2 separate regions of the Homo sapiens genome follow, and region 1 is linked to region 2. The links are chromatin loops, found by intact Hi-C in ENCODE. Cell type or tissue: mesothelial cell of epicardium. All regions are shown on one strand.

Region 1 (4,000 bases), 91 kb before region 2:
GGCTCAAGCGATCCTCCCGCCTCAGCCTGTGGAGTAGCTGGAACTACAGACGAACACTACCAAGCCTGGCTGATTTTTAAATTTTTTGTAAAGACAGGGTCTTGCTATGTTGCCCAGGCTGGTCTTGAACTCTGGCCTCAAGCAATCCTTCCACCTCAGCCTTCCAAAGTGTTGGGATTACAGGTGTGAGCCACTGCACCCGGCCTTGTGCAATCATTTGAACATGCCAGAACCATTCTCGTCTTGCAGGCCGTGCAAGAACAGCAGGTAGGTGGGATGTGACCTCAGGCTGTGGTTTGCTGTCCACTGGCTTGGAATTGTAGCAAAGCTAGAACAACCAGGACATGGAAAGACAATGTGGGTCGAATTGCCACCAAGACAGGGAAACTTGAACTAACGTTTGCTCTTATATGTTAGTTATTGATGGGTTTGATGGCCAACACTACAACTATAACATAATCTCTAATTCATTGCATATCCTCTCTAGTGTGGATTTAGCCAGTTTTTTAGGTGCATTCCCCCAACCTTATTATTACTGTTATTATCATGTTGTTGTTGTTCTTTATGATTTAAGTTTGGGTGAAGAGAGCAGTGGTAGTTCTAAAGACTTTCCTGGAATCGGGTAAACCATTTCTAAAAAGCTCTTTCCCCTATAACAGTTTTCTGCCTGATTTCCTTGTCTTTGTGGTCACTCCTTGGTGCCTTGTGACAGAAGCTGCCTCATTACCCAACACACTTGTGTCCTTCTCCTCTTGGGCTCACGGCTACACCACACTTCCCAGTTTCTCTGACACTTCTGTGTAGCCATATGCCTAGGCTCTGTCCAGTGGGATGTGGCTGAATTGACCTATGCTGGCTGCAGGCCCAGCCCCAAACAGCCTCCTGAGCAATGCTCCATGCTGGCTCTTTCCCTCTTGGTATGCCTGGAAGGCGAATCCTTTATAATCCCAGAATGTGGCAGGTCCAAAAGTCAGAAGCAGGAAAGGTGCCCAGGAGCACCATCAGAGCAGGAACTTGCCCATTGGAATGTTACGTGAACAAGAAATATAGACGCTCCCTGACTTTCCATGTAGTCGCATCTTGATCAACCCATCATAAGTTGAAAATATCATTATGCCAAAAATATGTAGCTGAGTGGGAGCTGTGGCTCATTGCTGCTGCCCAGCATTGAGAGAGAAGCATGATTTCTACTGAATATATATTGCTTTCACACCATAATAAAGTTGAACATTTGTAAGTCAAGCCATTGTAAGTCAGGACTGTCTGTAAGCACTCACTGTGCTGAACCACTGAGGCTGTTTGTTCCAGCAGTTATCCTGCCCTGGCAAATACAGGTTTGGCTTGTGAAAATAAGATATACTTAACAAAATGGTGCTGGGAAGGAGCTGACTCCCATTCCTCATGCTCACCCGTAGTGTGTCTGGCATCCCAAATCACTCACCTCACTCAAGACCTCTGGCTGGTCCTTGCTGCTCACCTCCTAGAACTTCCTCTAGCCTGGCACCCCAGGGGGCCTGTGTCCCAGTGCTTATCTGCTAGTTGGCCCTCTCTATGCTACACCTGCGTTCTGTCTTGCAGAGTCATTTACGGGGCTCGGATGAATTATTCATCCACTTTCCTCATATTGTTAAAAACTTTCGAGAGAGTGAGTAACAGCACAGGAAATAATACATTTAAAGGGCACAGAAGTGGGTGGTGGGGGCCTGGTTCCGTGAGCCGAAGGGAAAGCTGGGGGTGGGTGAGGAAATGTGAGTCATTTCAAGAGCGAAGAGTGACTGGTGGTCACTGTGTCCCTTGGGGACAGCCCCACATTGTCTGTGGCATCTAGAGGACAGGTAGGCTGCCATGGGTGAGGCATTAATTTGGGAGTTATGTACATTTTATGGTTTGGTGATTTTTAATGGCTATTGTATATGCTAGTAAAGACATATTCATGGTCATTATACATTAATATACATATTATATAATACACATTGTACAAGTGCAGAATATAATTTTATATAAAAATATAAATATTACATATTACACAAAATATATAATTATGTTTGATAATTATGTATTATGTATACTTACCTCCAACAACTATTTAATTGTGTATTATACAATATTGGATATAATGTAATTATATAATAAATAAAATCTGATTTTACAATTCTATAATTTTATAGTATACGCACATATATAGACACACATATATGGTTCCTGGCATCTATTCTATCAAGGCAGAAGCTGAGTTTTGTTGTTTTTTCCCCCAAGATGTAGTACTCTTGTTTTTCCAGATGCCAATTGATTTGCTTTCTGAAATAAAGAACTCAAGATTATGGGTAATCTTCTCAAGCGTCAAATTGGGTGATTGCAGAGAGCCTTCTCATTTGGTCTCTCTAGTCACCTGATACTCAGCGTGAAGCGTCCTACAGTCTCCATAGAGAGTCTCCAAAAGCAGCCCCAAGGGCCTGGCTATGTCTGAATGCAGTTAGCACATTGCATTCTCTCACATGTGTGGGTGTGCACATGCATGCAGTAATGACTGAGAGCCATGTGTCCATAAATACAGAGCCCGTTGTGAGAAGGGGCAAGTATGGTCGGTTCCTTGAGTGGAAATTCTCACAAGGCAATGCACACACCTAATTGCAATGCATGTATATTTCTAGCATTTTTTTCTTTTTCTTTCTTTTTCTTTTATTTTGAGACAAGGTCTCTGTTGCCCAAGCTGGAGTGCAGTAGCGTGATCACAGCTCACTGCAGCCTGGACCTCCAAGGCTCATGTGATTCTCCCACTTCAACCTCTTGAGTAGCTGGGACTACAGGCGTGCGCCACCACGCCCAACTAATATATATATATTATATATAATATATATATATATAATGTGTACATATATATACATACATATATATGTGTATATATATATATTTTTTTGTAGAGACAAGGTCTCGCTATGTTGCCCAGGCTGATCTTGAATTCCTGATCTCGAGCAGTCCTCCTGCCTGGGCCTCCCAAAGCACCAGGATTATAGGTTTGAGCCACTGTGCCTGGCCTGTTTCTAACATTTTTTAGCATGCTTTGAATTTCTCACCAAACTTGCCCTTCCTATTTCCTTTCTCATCTTAGGGATGGGAATCTCCCTCCTTCTTGTAGCTTGGGCCCATCTTGGAGTCCTTCTTGAGTCTGTTTTTCTCTCCAGCCCACTCCAATCTATGGGGATCGGCAATACCTCTAGTACACACATCTGAGCCACCACATCTTTCCTCTGCAGCCACCCGGAACCCTGCTTTTTTGCCTATCGCCAGTCATTAGAGGTGATTCTTTGTGGGTGATAAAAGTTGGAAAGAGTCTGGGCATGGTGGCTCACGCCTATAATCCCAACACTTTGGGAGGCCAGGGCGGGTGGATCATCTGAGGTCAGGAGTTCAAGACCAGCCTGGTCAACATGGTGAAACCCCATCTCTACAAAAATACAAAGATTAGCCAGGCATGATGGCGGGTGCCTATAATTCCAGCTACTTGAGAGGCTGAGGAGGGAGAATTGCTTGATCCCGAGAGGCAGAGGTTGCAGTGAGCCGAGATCACGCCATTGTACTCCAGCCTGGGTGACAGGGCAAGACTCCGTCTCGAAAAAGAAATTAAAAAAAAAACAATTGGAAAGAGATAAGGAGATTGGTAATGTCTGAGCATTGTGAAAAACAGATGTCCTGACATAGAACCAATTGGATTTTTTACCAGTTGAGGGAGGATGGAGGAAGAGGAAGGACTTACTTTCCAGGATGAAGGCAAAGTCTTGGTTGGTAAAAACTGGGTTAGAAGGTTCTGATGGGTTTCTAAGTAATGCAGCAGGGCTTGATGGTCTTGATCATTGTAGGTGTCTGGTGGGGCAGGCGTGGGAGGAGGATAGAACAGTCTTAGGGGCCTTGGAGGGGAGGTGGGGAGCTTTGGGCAGCCATGTTTGTGGAACATGCATTTTAGAGACCCTGTAGAGGCATTTTGTTGAAGGCAAAATCATAC
Region 2 (4,000 bases):
TTGCTTTTACTACATCCTATTTTAAGATAGATTGCAAATAGTGATTTGCAACCTGGCCAATGTGGAGGATTAGATGTTTTCATATAGAATCTTGCTTTGACAGGGAGTTATGTCCCTCTCTTGGACTCATTTATGCCTGCACCATTTTTCTATTTATTTTTACAGTGATGTGTTAATATTTTTTGAAGTTCTATTTATTCCCTCCTGATTGTTCCCTTATCTGTCCTTTCCCATGCTTAAGCAGTGAGGTTCTCGTGAACCTGTGGCCTCAGTGCAGAAAGCAGAAAATAACGGGAGGGTTTCCTGTTGGCTTTGGTTTCTAGGAGGCTAAGATGCTAGGGAGAATAGAGGACTCATTCTAGACGGAAAATGTGGGAATATTTGGGGGTTGAGGAGAGACAGCTCTCCTAAAACCTAGACAATATTGGCTAGGGCTCCAGGAAGGGGAGAAGAGGTATGCATAGAGGTAGAGTGACCTTGGTGACTCTCCTTCTTGGTGACTCTCCACCTTGGTGACTTTGAGGAGCAGCCCTGACTCGTGCTGCCCAGCCCCTCCCCAACACACAGATGACTGCGTGGGGGCCCAGGTGGAGGGAGCCTTGGAGGACTCTGCAGAGGTTTTGGCGACCTGCCAATATAAAGAAGAATGGTATCATCTGATAAGACAGCCACTTCAGGTGTAGCCATTTTGAGGTCTCCAAACAAGGAGGTGCAGGTCTATTCTGGCCACAGAGGAGTGGAGCTGCTTCTGGGTGCTCAGAGTGCCTGGGGGGATGGAGGGGGCTTACCATTCTTAGGCTGGTCCAAGTAAAAATCCCCTCCTGTGTCTCAGAGTCCCATCCTTTCTTCAGCAGAGCTCTGGCTTTGACTTAGAAGTCAGACTGCATGTTCAGTCTTTTTTGCAGCTCTGCTACCTGTTAAATGAAACCCTGGATCTTCTTTTTAGCACCATCTGCTTGCCCTGTGGTTGCTGGAGATGAGTGTCATAAATTGGTGGTTAACTACCCTGAGCCTATATATTTTTTTGCAAAACTTCCAACGGCATCCTTCACTTTGTCCTTATAAATATCACTGTGCCCCCTCAGAACACTATCTCCCACCCATGTCTCCACTCTGGCAGCCACAGGTAAAGCCTTCATACTTATGGATCCACTACTCACCAGGAGTGACTTCCTCAGGGACAGAGAGGCCAAGAGGATCCAAGGTGATGCATAAGGCACATCATCTGAATTGGGAAGAAGAAAGTGAAAATGTTTTAGAATAGGTCCAGAAAATAATGTTCATCTTGGGTCCCTCTGGAAAAGTTTTCAGAAACATGTATTTCAGGGAAAAATTATTATCATTCTTTTAAAAAATCCCTTATTTTCCAAAGTGCTCTTTCAGTTTTTTTTTTGTTTTTTTTTTTTTTTTTTGAGACGGAGTCTCGCTCTGTTGCCCAGGCTGGAGGCAGTGGTGCCATTTCGGCTCACTGCAACCTCTGCCTCCTGGGTTAAAGTGATTCTCCTGCCTCAGCCTCCCGAGTAGCTGGGACTACAGGTGCATGCTAATTTTTTTTTTTTTTAACTTTAAGTTCTGTGGTACATGTGCAGAATGTGCAGTTTTGCTGCATAGGTATACACGTGCCATGGTGGTTTGCGGCACCCATCAACCCATCACCTACATTAGGTATTTCTCCTAATGTTATCCCTCCCCTAGCCCCCCGCCCCACGACAGGCCTCGGTGTGTGATGTTCCCCTCCCTATGTCCATGTGTTCTCCTTGTACAACTCCCACTTATGAGTGAGAACATGTGGTGTTTGGTTTTCTGTTCTTGTGATAGTTTGCTGAGAATGATGGTTTCCAGCTTCATCCATGTCCCTGCAAAGGACATGAACTCATCCTTTGTATTTTTAGTAGAGACAGAGTTTCACCATGTTGGCCAGGATGGTCTCAATCTCTTGACCTCATGATCCGCTCGCCTTGGCCTCCCAAAGTGCTGGGATTACAGGCATGAGCCACTGCGCCCGGCCGCTGTCATTTCCTTTTTTAAAGTGTTTTTCTTCTTGCAGCCTATCTTTATCTCGTAGATACTGCTGGTGTCTGGTGATGGATGAGGTGGAGCCAGATAGTTGGGACTTTTCTGCTGAGTTCTCTTTCTTCAGCCTGCCTGTCTGTGACTGGTGGTTTGTGTCTTGGGATCCACCCCTGTGGAGCTGAATCGTGGTGCTTTCCTTAACGATGTCTCTTGCCGATGCCAGGTGTTCCCTCTTAGTCCAGCATACCTGGCTCAGGACTTGGGCCTTCTGAGCTCTTTAATAGCACAGCCGTACTCAGATCCCTGGAGTCCCTGGCCCTGACTCCTGCAGTTAGGAGCTCCATGCTGTCCTCTCTCCAGAGCTTCAGCTATCCTGTTGGATTCTTTCCTTTATATGATTGTCCCTATTCTTTGATAACTTGAAGCATTATTAATTTTCTACCTTTTTAACTAAGCTTTTCACTGTAAAATAAAACAAAGGAACAGAAAACTATACAAAACTGGCTCAGTGTGGTGGCTTGAGCCTGTAATCCCAACACTTTGGGAGGCTGAGGATTACCTGAGGCCAGTAGTTTGAGACCAGCTGAGTAACACAGTGAGACCCTGCCTCTAAAAAATAGGAATAAAATAATTAGCTGGGGCATAGTGGCATGTACCTGTAGTTTCATCTACTTGAGAGGCTGAGAGTATCACTTGAGCCCAGGAGGTGAAGGCTGCAGTGAGCTATGATCACGCCACTGAACTACAGCCTGGGCAACACGGGATGACCCTGTCTCAAAAAAAAAAAAAAAAAAAAAAAAAAAAAAAAAAAAGGAAAACGACACAAATGTGCATAGGTTAATTTATGATTCTGTGGCAAGCACCCTTGTAAATATCACCCCGGTCATAAGAAAGAACATTGGCAGATACTGTAGAAGCCCCATTCATGTGCCCCGTCCTGGTCATATCCCTTCTATCTTGCTGTGTACCCACTATGTTAACTTTTATAGCAATTGTTTTCTTGCATTTCTGTGTAGTTCTTTCTCTAAGATATGTATCCCTAGACACTATAGGTTCTGCCAACTTGTATAGTTGGATCTTTTAAAGGCTTTTAATGTACAGTGCTCTCCTCCATTCCTTTATGCTGCTGTATTGTTCTTTACAATTTACCTGTTGAAAAAGCTAGGGCATTGGACCTGTCGAGTTTGTCAAAGTTTGGACATTTGTGATTGCTTACTTATGGTGCAGCTGAATATTTTCCTGTGTTCTCTGTATTTCCCGCAGCTAGATGTAGAGGCTTGACCAGATTTAGAGTCAATTTGTTGGCAACATGAGGCAGTGTTGAGTTCTCTCCTCAGGAGCCATAATGGTAACTGAGTTGTACTCATTTTGTGATGTTAGCAGCTGCCTAGATCTGTTAATTCACTGGAAGTTGCAAAATGGTGATATTCTGACTCTATCATGTTGTTCGCATTTATTAGCTGCAATAATGTTACTAGGCGTCACTTCTCATCTACTCTGTGTTGCCCAGTGATGTAATTCCTGTGGGAAAGGCAGGATAGAAGCTTAATTCTTTAGTTTTATTTACTAGTCTTCAAGATAATGGATTGATTTCTTATAATCCTCAGAAAGGGACCAATTAATTTTTAAAAATTTAATCACAAACTCCTGATTTTAAATAAATACGTTTCAATCCATTGCAGTTCTTATCATTATTGAACTTCAGTTTGTCCCATCATGGTCAGTGAGAGTCTCTTCCTATTGGATTTTGAGTCCTTTTGACACAGAGCAGTCATTGATGGTTTTCTTGATATCTTCTATAAGATCTTTGATGTTATCTTGTACATATTCTAGCTCCAGGCTAGAAACTGACCATTTCTCCAAAATTCATTGGGGTATTTCACTGGGAAATGATATTTCAAGAACATAATCTTGGTGCTAGGGATGTTCATTGCCATTGGGTAGCCATTGTTTCCAGGAAATTGTGGGGGAAAGAGCTGGAAATTTT

What was found. A loop is a pair of places that touch in the nucleus more often than their neighbours do. Peaks named below come from ENCODE experiments on the same cell type or tissue, not always from the same donor. Only the 100,000 strongest peaks of a DNase experiment are listed, where the experiment ranks them.
Region 1: a loop joins it to region 2, with 7 times the contacts of the local background. A loop is called at or near these places in 1 of 110 quality-filtered maps.

What each region holds. Positions count from the first base shown.
Region 1 is chrX:9,283,191-9,287,190 of GRCh38, reverse strand. No RefSeq gene overlaps it. Among named protein-coding and RNA genes, the nearest start is that of TBL1X, 180 kb to the left of the region's middle. In mesothelial cell of epicardium, no CTCF peak of the experiment used is centred here; no DNase peak of the experiment used is centred here.
Region 2 is chrX:9,192,326-9,196,325 of GRCh38, reverse strand. No RefSeq gene overlaps it. Among named protein-coding and RNA genes, the nearest start is that of FAM9B, 160 kb to the right of the region's middle. RefSeq lists a silencer at 1,791-2,045. In mesothelial cell of epicardium, no CTCF peak of the experiment used is centred here; a DNase peak (open chromatin) is centred at 2,117.